4 separate regions of the Homo sapiens genome follow, and regions 1, 2 and 3 are each linked to region 4. A link is an interaction called in ENCODE POLR2A ChIA-PET data of the cell type or tissue named here. Cell type or tissue: HepG2. All regions are shown on one strand. Links, peaks and the distances in the headings refer to the core of each region. The heading gives the core; the rest is flanking DNA. Region 1 holds the start of PLCH1 (phospholipase C eta 1). Region 2 overlaps PLCH1 (phospholipase C eta 1). Region 3 overlaps PLCH1 (phospholipase C eta 1). Region 4 holds the start of C3orf33 (chromosome 3 open reading frame 33).

Region 1 (7,788 bases), core at 692-5,691, 60 kb before region 4:
GAATTACAAGGTTTCTGTTTCTTCTAAACTCTGTGCTGCACTTGCCAAGACTACAAGTTTTAGAGTAGAGTTTGTACTTCAAAAATGTAAGCAAATAGGTGCACATAATGCTTCCTATCCTAGATGTACAGCCTTATCTAAATTACTCAGTTTCAGCATTTGTTTCTGAATCTGCAAGTCTGAGTGATTAGCACCAAATCAATCGTTCTCCTTAAGAGTACCAAAGGTAGTATCTTCACTCTGAACGTCTGAAGTGGTATTAGAATTATTTCAGGACTCACAGCTCTTAGTTCATTCAGAACAGAAATCTGGATTTATTCATCTTGCCTTATATATAATACGTTCTCAATAAACATTTGTTGACTAAGTGAATAAATTAAGTAAAAAACATTTCGTTAAGAATTTTCACAGTATTTTACATTATGGCACCCTAACAAGGAGCACTTTTATCATATTCTATGTTTATAATACTAGCCCTATATCTGAAAGACTGATTTTTAAAATAAATTTAATTGAAGTTGATGATGTGGGAAAATATATCAAACGGAAGCAATAACTTTAAACAGATTTTATTGCAAATCTGGTGCCACTATAAATCCTCGCTCTGCCCATCAACCTTCCCTCTCTTTGTCTCCTTCCCATTGCCTCTCCCCAGCCTCCCCCAGGTACTCCCAGTCTCATTATCCCATGATCTGTTAAAACTGCAGTTTACCTCCTGGAACCAGCAGAAACACATGTCACTGAGAATTAGGGAATTGGAGCCAGTTACAAGCCACCAAATAGGGTCACAAAGTATCTGAACCTGAAAATTAAGAGTTTTTCTATTTTGCTAAACATGAGAAAAGGGGAAAAACTCAGTTGGACTTATTTTTAAACATTTGAGCTAGATGGATTGCACAATGTTAAGAATTTATGACAAATGAGATGGGAGACAACTTTAACAGCATGTTACTCGCTAATCATTTGAAAAGTGGTATGTTTGATTTCATTTGCTGATGGTGGGAGGATATTATCTTAAAACATCTACCACAAATAAACACTTGCTATTCTTGAAAACAAATTGCTTGAAACTGGTATGTAGCGAGACAGTACTCACGTATTACTTCATCCAAGGTATTTTATGCCACACTTTATCCCAAGAAGAATAACTCCATTTTAAATTTGTATTAGCATTTATGTTAATTCTAACCAATGTTAAATAGCAACTAGGTACCAATCATGCTGCCAAATATTGATGCAGTTTAAGAAAAATAAGCAAGAAGCTACCGCTCCTTCTACATACCCCTTAAGATGTGTACTTTTGCCAAATGCTAGGCTGTATGTAAACAAACGGATTTTAAAAGAGGGGATAGGGCTGTCAAGATTCACAATTTTATGAAAATGAAAATGATTCTCATCTGCTGGGCGCGGTGGCTCACGCCTGTGATCCCCACACTTTGGGAGGCAGAGGTGGGTGGATCACCTGAGGTCAGGAGTTCCAGACCAGCCTGGCCAATATGGTGAAACCCCGTCTCTACTAAAAATACAAAAAATAGCTGGGCGTGGTGGCGGGAGCCTGTAATCCCAGATACTCGGGAGGCTGAGGCAAGAGAATAGCTTGAACCCAGGAGGCGGAGGTTGCAGTGAGCCGAGATCGCACCACTGCACTCCAGCCTGGGCGACAGAGCCAGACTCCGTCTCAAAAAAGAAAAAAAGAAAAAGAAAATGACCAGCTTGAGAAAACTGGCTTCTGTTAAGGCTTCTTGAAGCATTCTCTGCAGAAGACTTTAACCCCAAAGGTGACCAAAACGCTGAGGCAACTGAAAAAAACTACCGCCTCTTCTGGGAAATCCTTTGTTTCTTTTCATTGGCATTATACTCTGGTCCCTTTTGCAGAGCATCTCCTTGTCATAAACATGCCAATAAACAGGACATGGGTGCTGCTGGGTTGTACAAGCTCTGCTCTTCACCTGGGTTAGGAGGCACAGATTTGTTCTTGTAACGCTCGAGAACAATCACTTCACTGAATTTTCTAACTCCTTACCAGGAAGTAAATGTTTTATTCGTCTCCCCTTTTCGGGACAGAGGGGGATTTCAATTGCTGCCCTAATAACTAATCTCTCACCATTTTCTTCTGTCCGTGATCAAAACGGTAACAAGGGAAGGGAAAAGTTGGGTTTTTTTTTTTAATTTAGTTGGTTATTGCTTTAATGCTGAACTCTCAACGTCAAAATGTGATCACAAATTGATTCGCAGAAGGAAACAAATAGAAAAAGCCTCGGGAAGGAGGGGAGAGGGCGTCGCAGACGCTCAACAGGGAACTGGGTTTAGGGGCTCGCGGGGTGGCGTCTCGGACCCGCAGCTCAGTCGCCAAGGAAACGCCGCGCAGGCGCAGAGCGTGCCGCCGCGGGGCCGGGGTTTGCCTCCACCACCCCGCGCCGCTCGGGCGCTCTTGGTTCTTCCCAGGAAAGGGCAATGGAGTATATCCTCCTCGCGCTGAGCACACCTAGTCTCTAAGAGGTCCTGAGCAGGGTCACCGGGCGCAGGAAAAGCTGTGAGACTCCCCAAGTGTAACGGACGCTGCACTCCCCTTGCTGGGAAACGCGGACCTGCTCTCCTGGCGGCGTCTGGCGGTCAGAGAGAGGGTCCCGGGACCCCGCGTGAGGGTGAAGCATCCTGCAGCGAGGCTGGACCTTCCACCGGGCGAAACGCCACCCACCACCACCGCAAGGGACCCGAGAGTTACATTATTTCGCGGACACACACACCCACCCTCATCCTTCTGAATTATGGGACCCTGAAGAGCGGCCGTGGCCAGTTCCCCGCACGGGGCCTTAGGGGATCCCCACGCACAGCACTCACAGTCCTAAACAGGCGTGTGCCGGCTGTGGCTGCCGAGAAAGGAACTTGGGCCACCTGCTCACTCGCTCATCGGACTGGCGTACCAGTTCTCTTTTTCCTGCACACCCCCTTCTCTCCTGGGCCCCTTCTTCCCCCGAAAGCACTGACCTCCTCAGCTTTGAGTGTTCAGTAGCTGAAGGACTCCTCGGAGTCCGTGGCACAAGGAGCCACCTCCGAAGTGCTGGGGTGATGAGTTATTGGCCCCTGTGACTCCAACTCCAAACCCCTGCCAAGGGCCAGAAAAGCCCCCCTAGAAGAGCACTTCTCCCCACTAGCCAGCAGAAGCCCCAGACGAGCGGGGAAGAGCAGGGCGCCGCCGCCACAACCTGCTTTCTCATTCAAATCCTCACGCTCACACAGGAGCCCCCCTCCCTCTCGGCCCCGCAGCTTCCGAGGAAATCAGGAACTGGAGTTGCGGAGAGCGGACTGGAGCGCCTGCTGCCTCCTCTGGCCCGGGCGGGATGGGTGTACGGAACCCTAGGGCTGCACGTGGAACCCCAAGGCTGCACCTGGAACCCTTGGCTTACACTCTCCTGCGGGGCTCCCCGCTTGGCAAGGGCCAGAAGCACTGGGAATGAAGTACTTTTACTCCCCCGCAAGTTTCAAAAGTTTCGAAACCCAGGGTAACCCCTCGGGGCTGTAGCCAGAGGGCCTCGGTGGTGGGGGGTAAAGGAGTTGGAGAAACAAAGTTGGAAGTGAAGGGCGCAGGGAATGGGAACTGCGTGCAACTTGCACCAAAGTGAAAAGTGTTCTCAAACGTCCGTCTTACCTCCTTTAAAAAAAAAAAATTTCTAAGAATATAGCATCTGTCGATGCCGCAAATTAAAGAGATCTACTCTGAGTGAATGGGAACTGCGTGCAACTTGCACCAAAGTAAAAAGTGTTCTCAAACGCCCGTCTTACCTCCTTTAAAAAAAAAAAATTTCTAAGAATATAGCATCTGTCGATGCCGCAAATTAAAGAGATCTACTCTGAGTGAAGTGCAACTAAAATTGAGAGCGTGTAAATGGTAACACTTTGCTTTTATTTACCCCCAGTCTCTTCATTTGGAAATGCTACTCCTTGGCATTAACAGGCCACTTATTCACTTAGATCCGTTTAGTGGCTGGTTGACTCAAGCGGGCAACCTGCCGGGAGTAAGAAGGCGGCGGTGGCAGAGGAAAGCTTGCACGAAGCAGGCACTCAAGTGTTGATGAAACGATGAAATCTACTGAATGCACTGAAAGGATGAGTGACCAGCTTGGGGCGGATGCTGGAACCGCCGCTGGCCTAGACGGCCGCGGTGTGATCCGGCTTCTGGATTCCAGGATTTACATTTATCAGCCTTCATTCAACCTGCCCTATTGTTAGTTCAAAGCCTGGCTGGGAAGGAGTGGGGACGCAGCTCTTCACTCACCTTTCAGTTTAAAATAATCCTCCAATAAGAATGTCCTAGGAAAGCTGGCAGCATGGGGTTGGCAGGGATTTTCTGGGCTTAGTGACAACATAAACTAAAGTCATTTTCTTTTTTCATGCGTGAATTTGCCCAGGAAGTTACAAACGAGTAAGTTACAAATGAGTGCCTGAGATTGGAGCTCAGGGCCTTGGCTGCCTGTTCTCTTTGACAGACAGTGTGGAGGGTGGTAGCACTGTGACCTCTCAGCGCAAGATCTAGGGTTTCACCTTTTCATCCCACTTAGCCGATACCATAGAAACAACCCATTTGTATTATTCAATTCAACAGAGGCAATTACAATGTCACAGCAAAGCACCATGGGCAAGAAGAAACTTTGTCCTGAAAACAATCCTAGACTCTCAGAAAAAAGAAAAAAGCCACCAGAATACCCACTTGAATTTCTTCCTGCCAATAGTACCAGGAAGAAATCAATTTGGAAAAAATGTAGGTAAGGTCCTTTGCCTCTATAGAAAGAAACCTCCCCAAATTTACTTGTTTTTGTTTTTGTTTTTTTGCATGCCCATACACAAGCCTCAATTTATAAGAAATTAAGTCATTAACCCTCTGCCTCCAAACTGCTTTATATTTTGTAAACAAGCTTGTTGGAGATTTGTTTTGCTGGTAACCTCCATGGTGAATAGAAAAGCCAAAAAAAAAAAAAAAAAAAAAAAAACCACCAAGATAATCCCTCAACAGCAGCAGTTCACCCCCTAACCTCCGGTGTTTGTCTTTCTTGAGTCTGAAAAAATGCAGATGCACATGTTGAAATAAACTCAGACACAAAGTTCATAATAAGAGCACTTGTTTGCTATGCATTCTTTATTTTGATAGTTTTAATCAACTCCCATAATTTTGTAAACTTTTAAATTTTTAAATTGTGTGATATTTCAAACCTACCAAAAACAGGATATATACCATGTAATACTCCTGCTCCCCCCAGCCCTTCTTTTTTAAATAAAGCATTACAGATATAGCTAAACCCCAACTCCTGACTCGTTACCCCCACCCCTTCCCAAAGGTAATAATTCTGAAGTTGGTATGAATCATAATTATGCATGTTCTTAAATGTTTAGGACATTTATACATCCATAATCTTTTAATGTAGCTTTTCTCTCCAAGTCGTTTTAACATTATTTATCTGAGAAAAATCACTAAAACAATTAATTAATTAATTGGAGAAAATCACTAAAAACAAGAAAATGTGTTACATTGCTAAGTTTTTAGAAGCAGGACAGAACTATTTTTCCTGCTTGTGACAATCAGAGTATGGAATAATAACAAAGGGATTAGACAGTGGGTAATAAGCAGCCTCTCTAGGTTACACAAACTCTTCCATGGTTACCAAAGAATAAATAGAAAAACAAAACAAATAATACCCTCCTCTTTCACTGGTTAAAGGGGAACTGGAGAAAATGAGATCTTCATTAAAACTTCTTTGGGCAGGTAAGACAAACATCCTACATGGTAGTAAAGTACCTTTTCTAGAGGATCTCTTGGTCATGCAAGCTATGATCTTTTAGTAAGGATTTACCACTTTTCCAAGTATAAAGAACTCCTGCTGGTAGCTCAATACAAGGTTGAAATCCGCCTGGCTGAAAAGTCTGGGGTTGAATTAGCCCTGCCTCTTCAAGCACAGGGACATCCATCTGTACAGTAGTTACAAAAATCTTTTGCTGTGATTCTTTGACTTAATGTCCTCCCAGCATTAAAAGTGCTAAGAAAGCATCAATTTTTCTTAAATGCCATTGAATGGTGAAAGGCATCCTTCCCAACCCCCACCCTCTTCATTTCCTAAGCGATGACTCTCATTAATTATACTGGCACACCACTGCCCAGCCTCCCTTCTAAATAGCTGCCAGATTTCTACATATCATCTCTGCCTTGATACAGAATGTGCACTGACACCAGGATCACAGAAAATCCTGTAAGAGGTGCCTGATACACAGTAAAATGATTGATGTGCCTTGTGGTGAGCCTGCTGTGCTGCGTATCGTAGGGGGTTTCTTAGAAAACTGCACTGGGAATTTCTGTGTTGGAAAAAGATTTTTCTAGCTGTGCAAAAATTGTGCTTCCAGTTGCAAAAAGAGCCATTTATTTAAGGTGTTCAAATTTAAACAGCAACCATCTTGAGTTATATCCACGAGCAAGAGAGGAAAGGAGATAAATGTTCCCTATTTTAATCAATGCACCAAGTTAAGAAAACCATTGACCAAAAAAGCGTATCAAGGAAGAGGCACTCCTCTTTCAACACATATTTCTTTAGTACTTGCCATGTACCAGGCACTGCTCTAGGTGGTAAGCCTTAGCTGGAATATAGATAGCACTCCTGAAGTAGAGCGTAGTACCTGTCTTTATGGCCCTACTCTACAAATTGGTCACGGCTTTTAGGTACAAATAACAAAACCCCTTATCAAACCAGCTTGAGTAAAAAAAGCTGATGTATTGACTCCCACTTTAAGATAGGGGGAAGGATAAGGACTTCAGAAACGGTGGGAGTCTAGCAATTCAGAATCAGCATTTCTCTTGTTAAAGAAAAAATTAGTCAGTGTTAAAGCATGGTAAGGAAGGCTTTATCCAGCACGATCGAAATCGGCACAGGGACTACTGCAAGGAGCTCATGCAGAATACAGCATAGGCAGCTTGGAATTTATAGACAAAGAACAGATGGGGTTGCTGGATGAAAAATCACTAAGAGGAAACATCAGGAATATGAGGAACTCTAGCTAACCCGACATAACTGGATTCTTGCTGAACACAGGCCAGGGAGATCAGACATGACCTGGGCAATAGTGGAGGATGAGGGATCTGATCAGATATTGAGAATGATCAGATATGGAGAGTGGGGGTTCTTGCTAAACTGACTTGGCAGAACTCTTTTCTAAAACTGAGTTTTACAAGAAAACGCACATATGGGCCCAGGAGAAGGCTCAGAAGCATGACTAATGTTTGTTTGGCCAAGCAAGGAATTTTTGTCACTCTCACACTTTCACCTTTGCTCCTACTATTTCCCTGTCTCTGCTTTTCTCAGTGTTTTGATCCTATTCTCTCCTATTCCATATGAGCTTTCTGTACAAGCTGGGGGTGGGGAGAGCATGACTAGAGACAGCTCCAGGTTTCAATCGTCTCAGCTAGAGAGGCCTTTTTGCTTTTACCATCTGTAAATAAGATGGTAGGAAAGGATTCGAACTGACCTGACTTAGGTCATGTGTCCATCCATAGGTCAATTACTGTGGACAACAATAAGTAGAGTATATGTGTGGCCAGATCCTGATTATACACACACCCTTATGGCCAGGAAGGCGGGGTATTATAAGTAGCAGCCCATCAGAACTGCTTGGAACCAGGGAGGATTTGTTCCCAAGATGAAAGGGGCTGGTCCTACCAAGTGAAGGCAGGAAGAGATTCTGGCAAATAAAAAGAATAGATATGGGCTGGGCACGGTGGCTCACACCTGTAATACCAGCACTCTGGGA
Region 2 (7,788 bases), core at 1,644-6,643, 91 kb before region 4:
TCCTTACAATGATTCAAAACATAATTGACAGTGAATAAGGAACACCATATAAGGAAATAACTGATTGTTATTAAAACTAGTTCTATGGCTGGGTGCGGTGGCCCATGCCTGTAATCCCAGCACTTTGGGAGGCCGAGGTGGGCAGATCACTTGAGGTCAGGAGTTTGAGACCAGCCTGGTCAACATGGTGAAACCCCATCTCTACTAAAAATATAAAAATTAGCCAGTCGTGTTAGCATGCACCTGTAATCGCAGCTACTCAGGAGGCTGAGGAAGGAGAATGGCTTGAACCCGGGAGGCAGAGGTTGCAGTGAGCTGAGATCGTGCCACTATACTCCAGCCTGGGCAACAGAGCAAAAAACTCTGTCTCAAAAAAAAAAAAAAACTAGTTTTAAAATATAGCTGCATGTTTACAAACTTGAAAAGCATAGAAAAAACTAAAAAAAAAAAATGTTCAATGTGATATTACTTATCCCCTAAAGACAATGACCATGGGCACTGTGGTCTTTTTTTTTTTTTTTTTAACACAAATTAGATATTATAAGTCTACTTCTTTTGCTTAATAACTACTAATATGTTGCAACCCTCTAGGTATATCAACAAATATACTTCTACAGAACATAAATGTGATTTGAAAAAGAAATTTTAATGGACTCTACTCAAAGACACCAAACACAAAAAATCCTAATGCAAAAATAATAAATAAACAGAGCCATGTAAGTGTGTAGAGGACTCATGCAGCAAATGGACTAAAAGTATAGCTTAAAAGTTAAAAATGCTCCTAAGCTCATTTTATAAGTGATAAGTAACTTTTGTAATCTTGTAAAATCATGTAAAAATCATGTAAAATTTCTTTATTCCTGACATTTTTAGTTGTAGTTAACACGACCAAAATTGTCAATACCAAACAAGTCATATGTGGCAGTAGGGACACCACCAATGAAGAATATTAGAAATTCAAGGATGGCACTTTTAACTAAGAAAAGTGGGAAGTACTTTGAGTAATAATCATTTGTCAATACTTTTAAAACTCGACAATGAAAAAAAAAATCCTTCACACCCACACCCACTTACTAGAATTAAAGCTCCCTTTAAGAAAACTCCACCACAGTGGACATCTGCTGATTTTTCGCTCCTCTAGAAATAGCACCCCAGTTTTCCTCTGGGAAAATCCTTCTCCCACTCTCTGTTCAAAAGATTCAGGTGCTGTCAGCTTCATCCTCTGATTCAGGTAGGCATGTGGCTTAGGTTGCAAATCAGAGTATTGCATCCACTAGGCCACAGTATAGGAGATCCACACGGCCTGTTTCAGATCACTCAGAGTAAGGCACAGATTTCTGTTTGAACTCTTGGGGGAAAAAAAACTTCCTTTTCAGTTTTACTTGAAGTTGCAAGGTCTAAGCTTCAAGACCTAAAGTTCCTGGCCACCATCCTGTCAATATAGTGGAAAAATTTGTGGAGATTGGATCCAACCCAGAGAAATGGAAACAAACCAAGTCGTGGTAATATCATTTGCCACACCTGAAGCTAGATCTGTCCTTGCACCTTTTAATTAAATAAGCCAGTACATTCTCTTTTTTGTTTTATTTAGTTTTGTGTAAGCCACATTGAGTTGGGTTTTCTGTCACTTGCACCTAGAGTCCCAACTGATGAAATACGTCAGCATAGCAAAATGTAAAGAGGACCCATCTGGCCATCATGAGCTCTCTATTCTGGTTTCAGTTCTAACAACCAACTCACAGGGGACCTTGGGCAAGTTTTTAACAAGTCCTCTCTGAGTTCAAAAATATGACTCAATATTTTCTTTCTTGGGCTTTCCCTAGGGATGTGATGCATTCAAGCCCTTTGTCCTGGCTGAAAAGGATTCCCCCAGACTATCTGAAGGTGTATTTAAGCAAAGCAAAACACAAAACCTTTTCTTCAGCTTTAGAATTCCTTTAGCTATTTTCAAATGTGACGCAAATCTATATTGCTGCTTTAACCTGAGTTTTATGAAACACTACAGATTTGTTCAAGCCACTTGAATGGCTTAAAAGACAAATTATCCCAGTTCATATATGGAAATCAGAATTATAATACTGTGCTAAAAAGAAAAAAAAAGGTAAATCTTTAAAAGATAACTTTAATTAGCCAGGAGAGGTAGCAGATGCCTGTAATCCCAGCTCCTCGGGAGGCTGAGGCAGGAGAATTTCTTGAACCGAAGAGACGGAGGTAGCAGTAAGCTGAGGTGGCACTATTGCACTCCAGCCTGGGTGGGACAGCGATACTCTGTCACTAAATAAATAAATAAATAAATAAATAACTTTATGGGAAGAAGGGGCCCTTTTTTTTTTCTAAGTAGAGGAATTTGTCTATTACACCCTGACTGCCGTCTCCACCTCTTTCTCTCTACTTTATCACCACCAGAGCCCAATCTCCTTCAGTATCCTTTTCCATAAAAACCAATACTCCCTTTACATTCCTTATTAATAATATATTATTTGTAAATCACTTCATGATTTACACAATTTTCCATTTATATCTTGTCTTTAAAAAAAAAAAAGCCCTTACAATAGCCCTGTGAGTTCCACATTATTAACAAATAAGACTAAATGGAAACAGCAGGTTGCAAACCCACATCTCCTGACTCCAAATCCACTGTCCCCAGTCCAGAGCAACACTCCACATCCAGCACCAGTTCCTCCCTGACATTCCGCTTCCCTATAAAAAGAACCTAGAGTTGAATTACTCAGGACAGACAAGACTCTAATTCTTCCCACATCCACCATTCACCCCAACTCTACTATGAACCAAGGAGAAGAGACAGGAGGAGACAACTAAATGAAACATTACTTATTCAAAAAATGCATACCTTGTCCCTCCAGCAGGAGCCTCTGGAGTGTATAGATTAGAGATGATCAGAGCAAAGTGTCACTCCTTTGGGTATAAGATGGTGGATGGCTACTTTGAAATGAAATTTGAGTGAGCTACTTGGACCAAGTTCAGAAACACCAAGACCAAGTTTACTTGCAAGATATCATGGTAAAAACTGTCTGAGAGGTGTGTGTGTTCTCCAAATTGCTAACAGCATTTGGAGAATGTTGGAATGGGAAGAAAATCTGGCCAGAAATTAAAATGTAATGCACACGCCTGCCTCCTTGGTGGAAAAGGAATTACTAGTTCATGGGACATAGTAAGGTATCAAGGGACAATGGACAAACACCTGACTGGAAGTCAAAAACCCAGAGCTGCAGCCCAATCCTGCCTCTTACTAACACTGTGTTTCAGGGTCAATCTCTTCACAACCCTGTGCTTCAGCTGCCTCATCTATGTCACAAAAAGGGATGGCAGTGAATGAGATGTTCTTCAAAGTATTTCCAATTTTAATACTCAATATTCTATTAATAAGGATTATGGAAAACTCCTCCCTAATATCCCAATCCATTCATCTTTTATTATAAATTAAAATAACCCTGAAAAACCACAAAATGAACTGTCAGGTATCAGTTGTGTAGCATTTAACTTACATGGAGAAGTGCTCATTTCCTTCTTCTTAAGCCTTGCTGAGAGATAAAAGGCAAAATTAATAAGCTCTGACAGTAATATTCATAAAACAACAAGCACTTAGGAACAGGAAGGCATAGAAAAACAGGTCTCAAAACTATATCCTGTACTTCGGCCTCTGACATAACGTATGTTTGGGAATTTTGCACCCAGGTATCCCTAAAACTTGAGAATTGAAACTAAATCCAGTTAAAAACTAAGATTTCAAACAAAGTTGCTCCTTTCTCATTTCTCCATTAATTTTAAGACAAAGTAAGAGAATTACACAGGGCAGGGATGGGGTGGGAGGGGCCAGGGATCCTCTTCTCTGGCCCAGCCCCAAACTGACAGCTTCTAAAGCAGTTCAGAAGCCTGGGTCAGGTCCAGAGGGCTCCCATGTCACCCGCCACCCAGCAGATGGCCTTCCCCACCATCAGCCCCTCCCCTACTTCCCGCAGGTTTCTAAGCACCACCAAACTGGTTGTTAAAGGCCTCTGCAAACAGCCTAATTCCACAGCCTAGCCCCCTCCCAGCTATGTACACAAAGGGAAAGAAATAAAAGGGTACTTTGTTCATTTTTTAAGGCTCACAGGAGACACCACTAAATCCCAAGTTCCTGGTGTGTTTTCTTTTCTCTAATGCAATCAGGAGCTGAAAATGCTCTGAGCTAGTTAAGCAATGAGGCGCAATCGACCCTCCAAAGACACCCGGGATGCTGCATTTGAAAGGGCTGGTTTAGAGTATATAATATGTATCCAGAGCTTGAAGGAGTCCTCTTCTGTTTTTTATGCATTACTGGACTTGAATTGCTCATGTTTTATGATTTTTACATGTATGTTCCCAAGCAAGGCTGGCCTATAACTTCCATTTCTCATATTGCTCTCAAAAGGCTTTTATATCGAAGTTATCATAGCTTTACAAAATGAGTTTCTATTTCCTGGAAGAATTAGGTTGCTAGTAAAACCAGTTGAGCCTGAACTTTCCTTTAAGAAGAAATATTTGACTACTGGTTTATTTTATTTATAAATTACAGCATTATTCAGGCTTTCTATTTTTTCTAAGTCAGTTTTGGTAAGTTATATTTGTCTAGATATTTATTCATTTTCTCTAAGCTTTCAAATGTTTTAGCATGAAGTTGTTCATAATATTATTCATATAATTTTAATATCTACAACATCTATTCTCTGAATCCTGATATGGCTTATTTGTGCCTCTCTTATTTTTAAATCAATCTCACCAGGTATTTGTCAATATTGCTAGCTTTTACAGTAATCTCCATTGAATAACATGGAATTATTACTATCATTTCCTTCCATCTGCTTTCTTTTTTTTTGAGACAGAGTCTCACTCTGTCATCCAAGCTGGTGGGCAGTGTCACAATCACAGCTCACGGCAACCTCTGCCTCCCAGGGTCAAGCAATGATTGTCCCACCTCAGCCTCCCGAGTAGCTGGGACCACAGGCATGCGCCAACACACCCAACTAATTTTTGTATTTTTTGTAGAGACAGGATTTCGTCAGGTTGCCCAGCCTGGTCTGGAACTCCTGAGCTCAAGTGATCTGCCTGCCTCAGCCTCCCAAAGTGCTATGTTTATAGGAATGAGCCACCACATCTGGCCTCTTTTTTTTTTTTTTTTTTTTTTAAGAGACAGAGTAACACTCTGTTGTCCAGGCTGGAGTGCAGTGGCATGATCATGGCTCACTGCAGCCTCAACCTCCTAGGATTAAGGGATCCTCATGCCTCAGCCTTCCAAGTAACTAGAACTACAGGTGTACACCACCATGCCCAGCTAATTTTTTGTGGAAACAGGGTCTCACTGTGTTGCCCAAGCTAGTCTAGAACTCCTGGCCTAAGCAATCCTCCCACCTCAGCTTCCCAAACTGCCAGGATTATAGGCCTGAGCCACTGCACTTAGCCTTCCATTTGTTTTCTTTGGGCCTATTTTGCATCTTTTTCTAACCTTCTAATTTCAACGTTTAACTGTTTTCAGGTTTTCATCTTTTTAAATATAAGTAATTAAGGTTAAGCATGTGTTAGCTACTTCCCCAACCCCCAAGTTTTGACTCATAGTATTTTTGTTATCATTCAGTTAAAAATATTTTCTGAATACTATTACAGCTTCTTTTTAAACCCAAGATTATTTTGAAACACATTTCTACAACTATTCATAGTAATCTTTTGGTTATAGTTTCTAGTTTAATTCCACTGTGGTCAGAGATTTAGTCTGTATGACACTAATCCTTTGATAATTACAACTTGCTTGATGACATAGTTTGAGGTCACTTTCCATAAATGTTCTAGTGTGTTTGAAAAGAATGTGTATTCTGAAGTTAGGAGGTGTGATCTTCATGTCTATCAGCTCAAACTTATTAGTTACTTCATTCAAATCTTGTGTGTTAGGCCATTCTTGCATTGGCATAAATACCTGAGACTGGCTAATTTATAAGAAAAGAGGTTTGATTAGCTCATGGTTCTGCAGGCTGTACAGGAAGTATGGCACCAGATCTGCTTCTGGGTAGGCCCCAGGAAGCTTTTACTAATGGTGGAAGATAAAGTGGGAGCAGGCATCTGACATGGCAGGAGCAGGAGCAAGAGAATACGATGGGGGGTGCCACACTTTGCAACAACCAGATCTCACAAGAACTCACTTACTATCGTGAGGACAGCACCAAGGCATGACAGCACCATGTCATCCTTCCCCATGACCCAAACACCTCCCACCAGGCCCCAACTCCAACACTGCAAATTACAAGTGAACATGAGATTTGGCCGGGACATGTATTCAAACTATATCATTCAGCCCTTGGCCCCCCAAATCTCATGTCCTCCTTATATTGCAAAATACAATAATGTCTTCCCAACAGTCTCCCAAAGTCTTAACTCATTCCAGCATGAACCTAGTCAAAAGTCCGAAGTCCAAGGTCTCATCTGGAAATGAGTTCCTTCCACCTATGAGCCTGTAAAACCAAAGCAAGTTCTCTACTTCCAAGTTACAGGGGTGGTACCAGCATTAAGAAAACATTCTTGTTCCAAAAGGCAGAAATTGACCAAAAGAAAGGGGCCACAGGCCCCATGCAAGCTCAAAACCCAGCAGGGCAGTCATCAAATCTTAAAGCTCCAAAGTAATTTCCTTTGACTCCATGACCCACATTCAGGGAACATTGGTGCAAGAAGTGGGCTCCCAAGACCTTGGGCAGCACTGCCTCTATGGCTTTGCAGTGTTCAGCCTCTGCAGCTGCTGTTACAGGTTGCTGGGAGCCTGTGGCTTTTCCTGGAGCAGTATACAAGCTGCCTGTGGCTTTACCATTCTGGGGTCTGGAAGACAGTTGGCCCCCTTCCCACAGTTCCACTAGGCAGTGCCCTGGTGGGGACAGTGTGTGGAAGCTCCATCCCCACATTTCCCTTCCATACTGCCCTAGTAGAGGTTCTCTGTGAGGGCTCTGTCCCTGCAGCAGGCTTCTGCCTGGGCATCCAGACTTTCTTGTAAATCCTGTGATATCTAGGGGGAGGCTACCAAGCCTCATTCACTCTTGCACTCTGCACACCTACAGGCTTAATTCCACATGGAAGCCACCAAAGCTTATGGCTTGAAATCTCTGAAGCAGCAGTCCAAGCTGTATCTGAGGCTCTTTGAGCAGAGGCTAATGCCGGAGCAGCCGGGATGCAGGGGGCAGTGTCCCAAGACTGCACAGAACAGCAGGGCCCTGGACCTGGCCCACAAAACTCTTCAGTCCTACTAGGTCTCAGGGCCTGTGATGAGAGGGGCTGCGGTCTTAGATATCTGATATGCTTCAAGGCTCTTCTACCCTTGTCTTGGCAATTAGCACTTGGCTCCCTTTCAGTTATGAAAATATCTCCGGCAAGGTGTTGCTCCCCAACCTGCTTGAATTCCTCTCCCAAAAAAAGTGTTTTCTTTCTCTACCACAAGGCCAGGCTGTGAATTTTCCACACTCTTAAGCTCTGCTTGCTATTTAAATGTAAATTCCAACTTTAAGTCATTTATTTGCTCCCACTTCTGAGCATAGGCTGTTAGAAGCAGCCAGGTCACAACTTGAACAATACTGCCCAGAAATTCATTCCACCAAATACCCTAGATCATCACTCTGAAGTTAAAGTGTCTATAGATCCCTAGGGCATGAACAGAATGCAGCCAAATTTTTTTCCTAAGGCATAACATGCATAACCTTTACTCCAGCTCCCAGTAAGTTCCTCATTTCCATCTGAGACCTCTTTAGCTTGAACTTCACTGTCCATATCACTATTACC
Region 3 (7,788 bases), core at 2,285-7,284, 68 kb before region 4:
CACTGCACTCCAGCCTGGGTGACAGGGTGAGACTGCATCTCAAAAAAAAAAAAAAAAAAAAAAATCAGTTATGTTTCTAAACACAGAATAAATCCTCTGAGGAAAAAAAATCAAGAAAATAATCCCATTTACAATAGCTACAAAAAAAATACGTAGGAATAAATTTAACCAAGGAGGTGAAAAACTTGCATACTGAAAACCACAAAACACTGATGAAATAAATTAAAGAAAACACGAACAAAGGGAAAGATATCCTGTGTTCATAAATTGGAAGAATTAATATTAAAATGTCCATATTACTCAAAGCAATCTACATATTCAATGTAATTCCTATCAAAATTCCAATGACAGTTTTCACAGAAATAGAAAAAAAGAAAAACACCTAAAATTCATATGGAACCACAAAAGATCCTGAATAGAGAAAGCAATCTTGAACAAATAGAACAAAGCTAGAAGCATCATGCTACCTGATTTCAAAATATACCACACAAAGCTATAGTATTCAAAACAGCATGGTCCCAGCATAAAAACAGACACAGAGAACTATGGAACAGAACAGAGAGCCCAGAAATAAACCTACACCCTTGTGGTCAATTGATTTTCAACAAAGGTGCCATGAACACACAATGGGGAAAGAACAGTCTCTTCGATAAATAGGTTGAGGAAAACTGGATATCCACATGCAGAAGAATAAGATTAGACCATTTTCTCTACCACATACAAAATCAACTCAAAATAGATTAAAGATTTAAATGTAAAACTTGAAACTATAAAACTACTAGAAGTAAACAGGAGAAAAGCTCCATGACATTCTCTGAGCAATGATTTTTTGGATATGACCCCAAAAGCACAATAAACAAAAGCAAAAATAGACAAATGAGATTGCTTCAAACTAAAAAAGAGAATGAATAAAGAGACGACCTGTGGAATGGGAAAAATATTTGCAAACCATACATCTGATAAGGGGTTAATATTCAAAATACAAAAGGAACTCAAAGAACTCAACTGCCAGAAAACAAATAACCTGATCTGAAGATAGGCAAAGGACCTAGATAGATATTTCTTAAAAGACAACATACAAATGGCCAACAGGTATACATATATATATATATATATATATATATATATATATATATATATATGCACTCAACATCACTAGTCATCAGGAAAGTGCAAATTAAAATCACAATGAGATTTCACTTCATATCAGTTAGAATGGCTATTATCAAAAAGACAAAAAGTAAGTGCTGGCAAGGATATGGAAAAAAGGAAATCCTTGTGCACTGCTGGTGAGAATGTAAATTAATACGGCATGGAGGTTCCTCGAAAAATCAAAAATAGGACAGGCACAGTGTCTCATGTTTGTAATCCCAAGACTTCGGGAGGCCAAGGTGGGAGGATCACTTGAGCCCAGGAGTTCAAGATCAGCCCAGGCAACATAGTGAGACCTGGTCTCTATTAAAAATAAAAATAAATAGACAGTCATAGTGGCATGTGCCTGTACTCCCAGCTACTCAGGAGACTGAGGTGGGAGGATTGCTTGAGCCCATGAGGTCAAGACTGCAGTGAGCCATGATCGCACCATTGTACTCCAGACTGGGCAACAGAGTGAGACCCTATCTCAAAATAAAATTAAATTAAATTTTAAGAAATTAAAAATAGAACTACTATATGATCTAGCAATTTCACTACTGGGTATGTATCCAAAGAAAATGAAATCAGTATGTCAAAGAATTATCTTCACTCACATGTTCACTACAGCATTGTTCAGAATAGCGAAGTTATGGAATCTGACCTAAGTGTCCATCAGTAGATGAAGGGATAAAGAAAATGTGGTATATATATATACACACAGTAGCATTCTTTTCTTTTTCTTTTTTTTTTTTTTTTGAGACAGAGTCTCGCTCTGTCGCCCAGGCTGGAGTGCAGTGGTGCAATCTCGGCTCACTGCAACCTCCGCCTCCCAGGTTCACGCCATTCTCCTGCCTCAGCCTCCCCAGTAGCTGGGACTACAGGCACCCGCCACCACGCCCGGCTAATTTTTTTGTATTTTTAGTAGTGACGGGGTTTCACCATATTAGCCAGGATGGTCTCGATCTCCTGACCTTGTGATCCTCCCGCCTTGGCCTCCCAAAGTGCTGGGATTACAGGCGTGAGCCACCGCGCCCAGCCTATACACAGTAGCATTCTATTCACCCTTTAAAAAGAAGGAAATCCTATCATTTGCAACATGGATGAACCTGGAGGACATTATGGTAAATGAAGTAAGTCAGACACAGAAAGACAAATACCACATGATCTCATATGTAAAATCTAAAAAAGTTGAACTCATAGAAGGAAAGAGTAGAATGGTAGTTACCAGGGACTGCGATGTGACTGGGTGGCGGGTGGGGAAGATGCTGGTCAAAGGATACAAAATTTTGGTTAGATAGGGGGAAGAAGTTCAAGAGTCTATTGTACAACATGATGACTATCATTAATAACAATGTATTTTATTCTTAAAAAATTGATAAGGAGCTGGGTGCAGTGGCTCACGCCTGTAATCCCAACACTTTGGGAGGCCAAGGCAGGTGGATCACCTGAGGTCAGGAGTTCGAGACCAGCCTGGCCAACATAGTGAAACCCCATCTCTACTAAAAATACAAAAATTAGCCGGGCGTGGTGGCAGGCACCTGTAATCCCAGCTACTTGGGAGGCTGAGGCAGGAGAATCGCTTGAACCCAGAAGGCAGAGGTTGCAGTGAGCCAAGATCGCACCACTGCACTCCAGCCTGGGTGACAGAGCGAGACTCCATCTCAAAAAAAAAAAAAAAACTGATAAGGGTAGATTTTCAGTGTTCTTACAGCAAAAAAGAAAAAGATAAAAAAAGTATGTGAGGTATTACATAAATTAGCTCGATTTACCCATTCTGCAATGTATACATATTTCAAAACATGTATATAATTTTTGTCAATTAAAGAAAATAAATAGTTTAAGGAAGCTCTTATATGCTGATATATAATGATACACAAAATATGTTACGTCTGAAAAAACACACAAGAAACTAATAACACTTTTCTACGGGAGGAAAAACTGAATGGCTGAGGAACAGAGATGTGGGAGGTAATTTTTCCCTAAACGCCCTTGTAAGCTTCTAAAATGTGTAATCATGAAAATATAAGATCTATCCAGTTATTCTTTCCCAAAGAATAAAATTAATACACTAATGAGAAGAATTCTATGAGAAAACGTACACCTTTAATTTAGTTCACCAGATCGGAAGTGAGGACTTTTCAACAATATGTTGGGAATTGGTCCTGATTCAGGTTTTTGCTTTTGACTGAAACTTGGAAACTAAATAACAGATTTCACATTTCTCTCTTTTGACAAAAGAAAAAGAAGTTAGTAAACAGTTTATGTTCTCTCTCTTCCAAGACTGTATTTTAGTGATTTACCCAGTAAATAGAAAAATACTTTCAATCCAAAACCTATTTAAAAGGAGAAAAGTTGTGGTTTAGAGTAGAACATTTGTGTACAAGCCTTTTCTCTTTTTCCATTTAAGAAGAAAAGATTCCTGTGACATTCACATTCAGACAAGGCTCAGGAAAATTCAGGAATAATCACACTACAGTGATTTCTCTTTGGGGAACAAAAGCAATGGGCAAAAAAATAAGAAAAAGAAACTTTCCAGCCTTCACTCCATAAACACACTGCCTGCAAAAGACAGGTTCAGCTGCTCAGTAGTCAGACGAGTCTGATTCCCACCGGTCCCCTGAGCCAGGTTGCAGCCAATAGTGATGCTTTATGAGAGGAAAGAAAACTATTAAAAATTGCAAAACCTCTCCCGCCCTGTTATCGAAATCCAGAAGACCTTAGAGAACACTAGTTTTAAAAATTATAAAATGCAATGAGGCTTATGAAGAAAGTAAGACAGATAATTGCTTTTCTTTTCTTTAAAATTGCTTCCCAGTCTCCTATTTCTACCAGTTAGGAGCTAAGAGACAGTCGTTTATTTATTCATTTATTATTGAAACCCATATATTCTCTTTTTCTTTCTTTGTTTTTATTTTTTCTTTCATTTTATGTATTAAGTTGAAAGCTTCAAAATTCAAAAGGCATAAAAGAGTATACAGGCCGGGCACAGTGGCTCATGCCTGTAACCTCAGCACTTTGGGAGGCCGAAGCGGCTGGATTGCCTGAGCTCAGGAGTTCGAGACCAGCCTGGGCAACACGGTGAAACCCCGTCTCTACTAAAATACAAAAGAAATTAGCCGGGCGTGGTGGCGCACGTCTGTAGTCCCAGCTACTCCCGAGGCTGAGGCAGGAGAATCGCATGAATCCGGAAAGCGGAGGTTGCAGTGAGCCGAGATCACGCCACTGCACTCCAGCCTGGGTGACAGAGCAAGCCTCCGTCTCAAAAAAAAAAAAAAAAAAGAGTATATGGTGAATTGTTTACCTCTGACTTCTGTCCCTTAGTAATCAACTTCTTAATTCTTGTGTATCCTTCTGAAGATTTTTTTCTTTTTTCTTTGTTGAGACAGGGTCTCAATCTATCACCCAGGCTGGAGTGCAGTGGCAGGATCACAGCTCACTGCAACATCAACCTCCTGGGTTCAAACAATCCTCCCACCTCGGCCTCCCAAAGTGCAGGGATTACAAGCGTGAGCCACCATGCCCTGCCCTCCTAGAGATATTATGTATGTGTAAAAGAAAAGGTGGTTCCCCCTCAAATATAAATTAAAAAATCAGAGGGTCTTCACATAACCCTAACTCCTTATATTAACACATTACTGTTCTATGAAGCAATCTCTTCTTTAAAAAATAAATTTTCAATACCTCCTATATCACTCAAAGATAAGAAAGAGCTATTTGGCAAAAAGAAATAGGATGTCTGGAGAACTACATTGCATATGATTTTATAGCAAATCAACTCACTGAATTTCTGGTCCAGGATTCTGACCTGAAAAACCTGTGTAGATCTTCCAAGTTCCCAGCAGAAATAATTCTGCAGAAGTTTTATTAGCACTCCATGCAGATCTAAGGTCCAGAAGCCTCTTCAACTTAATTGAAGAGGGAGAGAAGAGGGAAGTGGGAAGCTGAATTCAAATGTTTGGTTCTTGTGGACTAGCAACAAGGAAGTGAAGACAGATGAAAGAGAAACCTTGAGTGCCTTGGATCAGTTAATCAGTAACTCACTGACGCTGGCACTAAACTAGATCCCGCTGACATCCAGTGGCAATTGACCGGGTAAGGCTAGACAAGTTTGTAAGTCTCTTGCTCAGTGCAAAAGAACCAGCCACAGAGAGAAGAGGCTGCTTGGAGAATAAGCTACAGAAAACAACTAAAGAGCAAAACCCAGAGAGCCCTCCAGGGACCTGTGTGGTGTCTGAGGCAGAGGCTGAATTCCAAGACAGAGTCCAGCACCCACTTTTTTTGAAACCCTTAGCATTTTCTTCTAGCCTGGAGTCAGGTACTAGGGAAGAAAGAAGACCCAGAAGAAGGGTGTGCTTTTTAAGGTGTGGTGCGCTATTAAGAATGCTGGACTGCCGGGAGTAGTGGCTCGTGCCTGTAATCTCAACACTTTGGGAGGTAGAGGTCGGAGGATTGCTTGAGCACAGGAGTTCGAGACCAGCCTGGAAATATAGTGAGACCCTGTCTCTACAAAATTTCTTTTAAAAATTAGCGGGGCGGGGCGCAGTGGCTCACGCCTGTAATTCCAGCACTGCGGGAGGCCGAGGCAGGCGGGTCACGAGGTCAGGAGATCAAGACCAGCCTGGCTAACACGGTGAAACCCTGTCTCTACTAAAAATACAAAAAAAAAATTAGTTGGGCGTGCTGGCGGGTGCCTATAATGCCAGCTACTAGGGAGGTTGAGGCAGGAGAATCGCTTGAAACCGGGAGGCGGAGGTTGCAGTGAGCCGAGATCCCCCCACTGCACTCCAGCCTGGACAACAGAGCGAGACTCCACCTCCAAAAAAAAAAAAAAATAGCATAACATGGTGGCACACGCCCGTAGTCCCAGCTACTCAGGAGGCTGAGGGGCAAGGACCTCTTGAGCCCTGGAGGTGGAGGCTGCAGTGAACCAAGATCGTGCCAGTGACAGAGGGAGACCCTGTCTCAAAAAAATATACAAAAATAAAAGCATGCTAGACTTAGGTGTCTTAGGTATCCATCGCAACTCAGCCACCAATTGGCTGTGTGAACGATGACATTCCTGAGCCCAGTTTCTTTATGCTGAAACCAGCTCAAAAATACTGCAAATCTAAAACCAGCTCAGTACAAGCCAGTTGCAACTTCCCAGTACCACAGCAGTTTTAGGAGCACCAAAACTCCAGCTTCTGGAATAACTTAAGACATTTTCAGCAACTGTCCAAGGCAATTCTCATCTCCAGTTTGAAAAACATTGCAAAACACTACCCGGTCCATTCTAGCAGTAAATCTATCAATACTACCTCAAGAAAAATAATCGGGCAACATTTAGATAAAACCAACATCTAAATCTTAGGATGTCAGAAAGCACACATTAAAATCATGAGGAATCCTCTTAGACCCACCACAAGATGGCAACAATCCAGAAGTGGTAAGTGAGCAAGTCGATGTGGAAAAATCTCTACAGCACATAACCTAAACACCACTTCCAAAAACATAGCCCACATCGTTTATAAACAAAGTCGTGAATGTTTTCTGGAACCAGACCTGAATTTACAACCTCCTAAACTCCATGTAGGGAATGCAGTTTCTTTACTCTCCAGACAGCTTATCAGAAACTCTCTACCTGTCTATACTTTGCATAAATGGTGAATTTGAAAATAAAAGTAACCCAGCGTTTGTCACAAATTTCCCGCCTATTACCACTGCATTCCTGAGTAGTAATAGGATGTAACAGAACATGGAGGCAGACAGACGTGGGTTCAAATTCCAAGTCTGTTCCACGTTCGTCTGTCCCATGTTACATCTTAGGCAAGAAACTAACCTCTCTGAACCTCATCAGTAACATAGGATAAGAATTCCTGCCTCTCTTGATTATTGTGTATTATAAAAAGACATAAAATAAGTGCCATCACGTTAGGAATACATTAATGTTCACTTCCTCCTTTTCTTCCAGAATCCTTTAAAATATTTACAGAACAATAAATAACCAGAAAAACTATCCCCCCTTATGGTAAATCCCAATCATGCCAAAATTCCTCAGACCAAAATAGATACCAAATGAAAAACAGCTTTTTTGTACTTAGACATAGCGTGTGTACCATATGTGTTCTCATGATACACACATGCTTATAAAAAGATATTGTCAGAAGGTAACCACTGTTGGCTAGGTGCGATGACTCAGGCCTGTAATCCCAGCACTTTGGGAGGCCAAGGCAGGCGGATCATCTGAGGTCAGGAGTTCGAGACCAGTCTGGCCAACATGGCAAAACCCCATCTCTACTAAAAATACAAAAATTAGCCGGGCATGATGGCGGGCGCCTGTAATCCCAGTTACTCAGGAGGCTGAGGCAGGAGAATCACTTGAACCCAGGAGGTAGAGGTTGCAGTGAGCCAAGATCTACTGCACTCTAGCCTGGGTGATAGAGAGAGACTCTGTCTCAAAAAAAAAAAAAAAAAAGAAGAAGAAGAAGGTAACCACTGTTAATTCTACCCAACAATATTAGGTTAAATCATATGACATTGCTGATGTTTGACCACCTTATATTTACAACTATAGCAGTTTCATATAGTTGGAAATAGCAAATCTAGGGCAAGGATTCGAGGCCAGGAGCAGTGGTTCATAACTGTAATCCCAGCACCTTGAGAGGCCGAGGAGGG
Region 4 (7,273 bases), core at 1-5,000:
AAAAAAGAAGACTGTCCTCTCTATATCTAATGTGTATAAACAATGTATGTCTTTCAAATAAAGGCCCACTTCTTCAAAAACTGTCCACTCGTTCATTATGATGAATTCTTTTAACTTTTATAGTACTCAAATTCTTTCCCAATCTGGCACACAGAGACATTTATATATATATTTAAACATATATACATACATGTATATGTAAACATATACACACACATATACACACCCACCCACCCCAATACACAGATACATATATGTATATAGTATTGGATTGTTCTCTACTGATCGTATTATTTAACTATCAGTTCCATCAATATATGAACTGGTCTAGTACTTCCTATACAGTACCCATAGTAATTAGTATAACCTTGCATCCATAGTAGGAATTTAAGTATTTAGTAGAAAATTTTATCACTAAACCTTAATATACAGCACTTGGCAGATGTGGGTAAATGGCTAGGGAATATTAAGCGATGTTTTTAAAGTGTTTCATTTAAACTGGGGTAGGCCTAAAGGAGTTAATGAAAAATTAAGAATCCTGCAACTCTCTCAAAAAGAGTAATAATCTAACACACTTTCCTTCCATCAATACAACTAGGTATATAAGAAATGAGATTGGCTGGGCATGGTGGCTCACACCTGTAATCCCAACACTTTGGGAGGCCGAGGCAGGCAGATCACAAGGCCAGGAGATCGAGACCATCCTGACTAAAACGGTGAAACCTCGTCTCTACTAAAAATACAAAAAATTAGCCGGGCGTGGTGGTGGGCGCCTGTAGTCCCAGCTACTCAGGAGGCTAAGGCAGGAGAATCGTTTGAATCGGGGAGGCAGAGGTTGCAGTGAGCCGAGATCGTGCCACTGCACTCCAGCCTGGGTAACAGAGTGAGACTCAGTCTCAAAAAAAAAAAAAAAAAAAAAGAAATGAGATTGAGGCCAGGTGTGGTGCCTCACGCCTGTAATCTCAGCACTTGGGGAGGCCGAGGCGGGTGGATCACTTGAGGTCAGGAGTTTGAGACCAGCCTGGCCAACATGGTGAAACCTCGTCTCTACTAAAAATACAAAAAACTAGCTGGACGTGGTAGCACACATCTGTAATTCCAGCCACTCAGGAGGCTGAGGCACGAGAATCGCTAGAACCCAGGAGGTGGAGGTTGCAGTGAGCCGAGATTGTGCCACTGCACTCCAGCCTGGGCGACAGAGTGAGACTCTGTCTCAAAGGAAAAAAGAGGCCGGCGCAGTGGCTCATGCCTGTAATTCCAGCACTTTGGGAGGCCAAGGCGGGCAGATCACCTGAGGTCAGGAGTTCGAGACCAGCCTGGCCAACATGGTGAAACCCCATCTCTACTAAAAATACAAAAATTAGCCAGGCTTGGTGGCAGGCACCTGTAATCCCAGCTACTCAGGAGGGTGAGGCAGGACAATCACTTGAACCTGGGAGGCAGAGGTTGCAGTGAGCCGAGATCACACCATTGCACTCCAGCCTGGGGGACAAGTGCAAGACTTGGTCTAAAAAAAAAGAAAAAGGAAATGAGATTGAAAATATGCACAAAGGTACATACTCTGGGTTCTGTGATTGGATTATTTGTAATATTATAACTATGTTCTAATTTACACAACTTCCTCCCATAATCCTTCTGAAGTCATTTTTTAATTTGAAATAACCCATGCATCTATTACTGCTTAACTGGAAGAAATGAGTTTTCACCAATTAACACATATATTATTTACCATTCAATGATGCTACAAATATTTATCTAGCACTTACTAAGTAGCAGGCATTACTCTAAGAACTGGGGCTACAATGATGAGTGAAAACAGGCATGGCTTTGGACTTTGTGCTGCTTGGCTGTAGAGCATTTGCAAAGTTATCTTACTCAACTTTCCAGTATTATTTTTTAAAGTTAATGATTCCTTCTGAAAACATTTTCTTCACTTGGCTTCTAGAACACCTGGCTGTCTTGACTTTTTTACTACCTCACTGTCTGCTTCTTCTTAGTCTTTGCTGACCTCCTCTTTACTCCCCAGATTCTCAATGTTATAATCCCCCAAATTCTAGGGCTTCTTCAGTAGCTTTTCTCACTTGCTCTGAGATGTTATTCAAGCCCACGGCTTTAAATGCTACTTAAGGTTTATGCAGGTCATTCCCAATGTTCTATGTCAGGTTCTGATCTCCCTTCAACACCGGACCCCATATCCAGTTGCCAAGGACAGCATCTACAATTCTGCTTAGAAGTCTAATAATGATCTCCAAATTTGCACATCTCCATGTACGTGTCCAAAAAGTTCTCTAGATTTTCCCCAATAAATCATTTATTCCAACTCCTTCTCCTTATCAGCAACTATTACCAGCCTCCTTGGACCTCTTTCTTTGTACCTCACACCCAAACAATTCATATCACCACAATTCTGTGTCTTAGCCACAACCCTCTCTTGCCTGGTGGCCTAACATGTCCCTCTCTTGCTTCAACTCCAGAGGCTTAGTGCTTCACTTAAAAAAAAAAAAAAAAAAAAAGGCAGGGCACCAGTGGCTGATGCCTACAATCCCAGTGCTTTGGGAGGCCGAGGCGGGCAGATCTCTTGAGACCAGGAGTTCAAGGCCAGCCTGGGCAACACAGGAAGACCTTGCCTCTACAAACAAAAAACAAATTAGCCTGGTGTGGTGACAAGTGCCTGTAGCCCTAGCTACTCGGGAGCCTGAGGTGGGAGGATTGCTTAAGCCCAGGAAGTGGAGACTGCAACGAGACATAATGGTGCCACTGCACTCCAGGCGTGACAGAGGGAGACCCTGTCTCAAAAAAAAGAAATCTATTCGGGAGGCTGAGGTGGGAGATCACTTGAGGCCAGGAGTTGGAGGACAGCCTGGACAACATAGCAAGACTCCCAGTCTCTAACTCTAAAAGAAAGTAGTCGATGGGGTAGCGCACGCAACCTGTGGTTCCAGCTACTCGGGAGGCTGAAGTGGGAGGATCTTTTCGGCCGAAGTGGGTGGAGCAGCAGCAGTGAGCTATGATCGTGCCACTGCACTCCAGCTTGGGCCAGAGAGGAATACCGTGTCCCTAAAAAATAAAATTAAAAATAAATAAAAATTAGAAATGCTCTCTCCCAAGGCGTACAGGACTTCCCTGCTCTTCCTCGGTCTCCTCTCTGGGCCCTCCCCAAATGCTCTAATGGACCAGGTGGCATCCCCGAGCTGGGCTGCGTCTCACCCTTTGAGGTGCCCCCTACAGCCCAGCAAGGATCCAGAACAGTCCTTGTAATAATGAGGCCGAACTGGCCCCCTGGCCCGCCCCCGGCCCTCTGCAGCCCCGCACACACGACACTCGCGATGTCGCCCTCTCGAGCTCATTCCCCCGCAGTTTTCTGTCGCTCCCCGGCCCCGGCGGGATCCACGCCTGAGGCCTCACGTTGTTCTCAGGGTCGCTCTGTGCCGCCCCGCGCCCACCACCCGCCCAGACTGCGTGGCCCCAGTACCCGGACTAGGCGCAGGTGGTCGTCTGCCCACTGCGAGATCCGAGCCACGACGTTGGGCTCCATTCCGTCCTTGTCGGCAGACGGCGAGCCGGTGGCCGCGGGCTGCCCCGCCATGTTCCCGGCCTCCTGCGAGCGGCCCTGAGCTCCTCCGGCTGGCGGCAGGGGGCGCCGCTCACCTCGGGAAGGCGGCGGGGTCCCCTTCCCCGCGGACCGGGGTGGCCCCGCGACCTGCAGTCGCCAGTGGGCGGGCCCCAGATATCAGACGTCTTAACAGTGCCCCAACCGCTTTTATGCAGGGTGATTCCACGATGCAGGAGATCTCTGAGCAGCACTGTGGGGGCTGAAGCATTCCCTATCAAGCTAGTAGGATGATTGTCAGCTGGTGACTTCAATTCACTCAGCTGCAACGTGGTTTTCGCAGGTGCCACACAAGGAAGGAAATTGAAGTAATTCATTCCTTCCACCTGCTCCCAAGGAACAGCATATGCATATTTTTTAACCAAATACGACCTGTCCTTGAAACCTATGCATATTTCTTATATTCAAATTGTGCTTTAAAGTTTTAAGAGCTGCTCTGAAAGCCTAATATCACATGCTCTAAATCTTTGAGCTGTTAGAAAACAGTAGTTAATACATTTTAAATAAAACAAAAATTAGATACAGAGCAGTGCAAATAATATGGTAACATTTATGTAATAAAAATATATATTGAGGCCGGGTGTGGTGGCTCCTGCCTGTAATACCAACACTTTGGGAGGCCGAGGCGGGCGGATTACTTGAGGTCAGGGGTTCGAGACCAGCCTGGCCCACATGGCGAAATTCCGTCTCTACTGAAAATACAAAAATTAGCTGAACCTGGTGGTATGCGCCTATAATCCCAGCTACTCAAGAGGCTGAGGCAGGAGAATCGCTTGAACCTGGGAAGCGGAGGTTGCAGTGAGCCAAGATCGTGCCACTACACTCCAGCCTGGGTAACAGAGCAAGACTCCATCTAAAAAAATAAATAAATACTAAATACTATACAAGAAACTAGTAACAGTGACTACCCCGGGAAACGGAAGGTAGGAAAGGGCAAGAGGTTTCACAATCTGCCACCTCTAATAAACATTTTTCAGTGATAGAAATGTCCTGTAGCTTCATGTGGGTATTGCCTGCATGAAATGTGGCTACTGAAATCAAGGAACTGAATTTTTAACTTTATTAATTTTAATTAATTTAGTCACATATGGCTAGTGGCTATTATATTGGAGAGTGCAATTATACTACTGGAGTTTTTTTTTTTTTTTTACTTTATGCAAATATTACCTTTAAAAGTCAAAACAGACTATGTTGTATTCCTAACAATACATATTATGAGTGGTGGCTTCAAGGAGTGTATTGTCTCTGTGTTATAGCCAATAGAAAGTAAATAACAGCCGGGCGTGGTGGCTTACGCCTGTAATCCCAGCACTTTGGGAGGCTGAGGAGGTTGAATCATGAGATCAGGAGATCGAGACCATCCTGGCTAACACAGTGAAACCCCATCTCTACTAAAAATACAAAAAATTAGCCAGTCGTGGTGGCATGCGCCTGTAGTCCCAGCTACTCAGGAGACTGAGGCAGAAGAATCGCTTGAACCCAGGAGGCAGAGGTTGCAGTGAACCAAGATCGCACCACTGCACTCCAGCCTGGGCCACAGAGCAAGACTCTTGTCTCAATAAAAAGAAAAGACAAGAAAGTAAGTAAATAAGAATCGTTGACACTTGGGTCTTGCTTGCTATGCGCCAGGTATTGTTCTAGGTGCTTCTCAGACATTAACTCCCTTCATCCTCCCAGCAACTCATGAGGTAGGCACTATTATTAATCCCAGTTTTACAGAGCAAGTATGCACAGAATGATTAAGGCAGTAGCTAAGGTCACCTAGCCAAGAAGTGATAAACTGGGATGTTGTGCAGGCATTCAACTCAGCCAGTTGGCTCACTCTGTGCAGTTAACCACAACACTGTCTCTTATACAGGCAATTGGCCAAATCACAAAAATACCTACAAATTTCCATCAAGGGTGGAACACAAATGATATTGGGGAAAATCCATCTACAAAGATACATATTAATCCATAATCACTATTTCAAATAAAAATATCTCTGTGTTACTAGATTTAAAATAAATTTAGTTAATAAAAGGAAAGGAAGTGTGGATTTCTTAGGCAATCATTTGCCTAACATTACTCCTTTTGGTTTTCCAATGTCCCATACCTCTTCTCTCCTATCTGCTAGCATTTTCAGTGTCCTAGTTGAAGACAGGTTAGTCCATTCTGCCTACTTTCCATCCCAAAGTCTTTCTTAATATTTCAGATGTCAGCCACCTGGACATCTCTAAGTCCTCTAAATGTCTTTAAGTCTCCTTCAATAATGTTTCAGCATCACCTCACTATGCATTGATGTGAGAAATCTAGTGCTTGTTCCAGGACTTCTGCAGATTAATCAGAGACTTATGCTCCTGAGTTAGATCCACCAAGGCACACTGTTCCTTTTCCTGCTGGTAATTTCTGAAAACTCACTGAATAAGATGATTACATGACCTCAACAGAGAGATATACATGAAAAGCCACACTTAGATTCACTGCCCCATCCCTTAATTTCCTACAATACCATGAACATATCTGTAATAGACTCTTACTGAATGTTTGAAATTAATGAGGTGGAATTATCATTTAAAAAATTGATTGGAGGGCTGGGCATGGTGGCTCATGCCTGTAATCCCAGCACGTTAGGAGGCCAAGGCTGGCAGATCACCTGAGGTCAGGAGTTCGAGACCAGCCTGACCAATATGGAGAAATCCCATCTCTACTAAAAAATACAAAAAAATTAGCCAAGTGTGGTGGCGCATGCCTGTAATCCCAGCTACTCAGGAGGCTGTGGCAGGATAATTGCTTGAACCCGGGAGTCAGAGGTTGCAGTGAGCTGAGATCGCACCATTACATTCCAGCCTGGGCAACAAGAACAAAACTCCGTCTCAAAAAAAAAAAAAATGATTGGATACTAATGTAAGTGTTCCCAGAGACCAAAGAAAAAGAAAAAAGTTGAATATTTCATGAGAATCTCACCCCAGTTTCTAGCCTTGGTTCCCAGTTTCAAAGTCAACCATTCTATTTTTCTTACACAACATACCTCAGGATCAGATGAGGTCATGATTTCCTTGCTCTTCAAACTATTATCATTTTTTCATCCTCTTCAGGATTTCATTGGGGCTGTGATCTTGTGATTTCCTATGACTCCCTCTTATTCACTGAAGATTTTACATCTGACTTAAAGACTTTATCTTCATCTGAATTCCTCTCATTGTTCTCATCTCTTAGTTGTTTGACTGTCATGCCCAGTGACCTTTTCTTCTTCCCCACTTCAGCCATCCACTTCTATAGTCACACCTTGGAACTTTTCCTCACTAGAAATTACCATATCCACAATCACAGTGCTAACACCTCACTCTCCTGAAACAACTTTCAGTTCTTCTGGCTCACTTGTAAAAATACCCATTACAAATAATCCTTTGAGTTAATTGAGATGCCAGTCCACTGAACCACCATGATCTATTCATCACCTCCCTCTAGAATTCAGTTGCTGTATTACCCAGCTTAGACTCAATAGTTTATCCTTACAATTACTCCTTTGAAAGCTTTCTGACCTCTCATCTTCCTCTGCCTCTTTTGCACTTGCCTGGCAAAACCCCAACATGGGACTATACCCAACTTCTACCAGTTAGAGTAAGATATGGTGAGATCTTCAGCTTTTTAAAAGAGAAGCTGGGGCTGGGAGCGCTGGCT

What was found. ChIA-PET counts read pairs that join two places held together with the same protein. Peaks named below come from ENCODE experiments on the same cell type or tissue, not always from the same donor. Only the 100,000 strongest peaks of a DNase experiment are listed, where the experiment ranks them.
Region 1: POLR2A ChIA-PET joins it to region 4 with 38 read pairs; 12 of 35 experiments call an interaction of 5 or more read pairs at or near these places.
Region 2: POLR2A ChIA-PET joins it to region 4 with 10 read pairs; 4 of 35 experiments call an interaction of 5 or more read pairs at or near these places.
Region 3: POLR2A ChIA-PET joins it to region 4 with 10 read pairs; 12 of 35 experiments call an interaction of 5 or more read pairs at or near these places.

The regions. Positions count from the first base shown.
Region 1 is chr3:155,741,852-155,749,639 of GRCh38, forward strand. It overlaps PLCH1 (phospholipase C eta 1), which reads right to left and starts at 3,220. Exons shown (of 23, transcript NM_014996.4): 1 at 2,989-3,220. RefSeq lists enhancers at 2,457-3,078, 2,973-3,182. In HepG2, for the core only: no CTCF peak of the experiment used is centred there; DNase peaks (open chromatin) are centred at 2,410, 3,260, 5,050, 5,620 and 1 weaker place; H3K4me3 peaks cover 3,026 bases; H3K27me3 peaks cover 258 bases.
Region 2 is chr3:155,710,465-155,718,252 of GRCh38, forward strand. The region is part of intron 1 of PLCH1 (phospholipase C eta 1); the gene reads right to left. Among named protein-coding and RNA genes, the nearest start is that of PLCH1, 31 kb to the right of the region's middle. In HepG2, for the core only: no CTCF peak of the experiment used is centred there; a DNase peak (open chromatin) is centred at 4,037; H3K4me3 peaks cover 372 bases.
Region 3 is chr3:155,732,837-155,740,624 of GRCh38, forward strand. All of the region lies in intron 1 of PLCH1 (phospholipase C eta 1), which reads right to left. Among named protein-coding and RNA genes, the nearest start is that of PLCH1, 8.3 kb to the right of the region's middle. In HepG2, for the core only: a CTCF peak has its summit at 6,531 (motif pointing right); DNase peaks (open chromatin) are centred at 5,195 and 6,555; H3K4me3 peaks cover 1,806 bases.
Region 4 is chr3:155,802,667-155,809,939 of GRCh38, forward strand. C3orf33 (chromosome 3 open reading frame 33) reads right to left here and starts at 3,612. Exons shown (of 5, transcript NM_001308229.2): 1 at 3,473-3,612. The coding sequence starts at 3,586. RefSeq lists a silencer at 3,547-3,896. In HepG2, for the core only: CTCF peaks have their summits at 3,225 (motif pointing left) and 3,630 (motif pointing right); DNase peaks (open chromatin) are centred at 1,825, 2,625 and 3,725; H3K4me3 peaks cover 1,888 bases.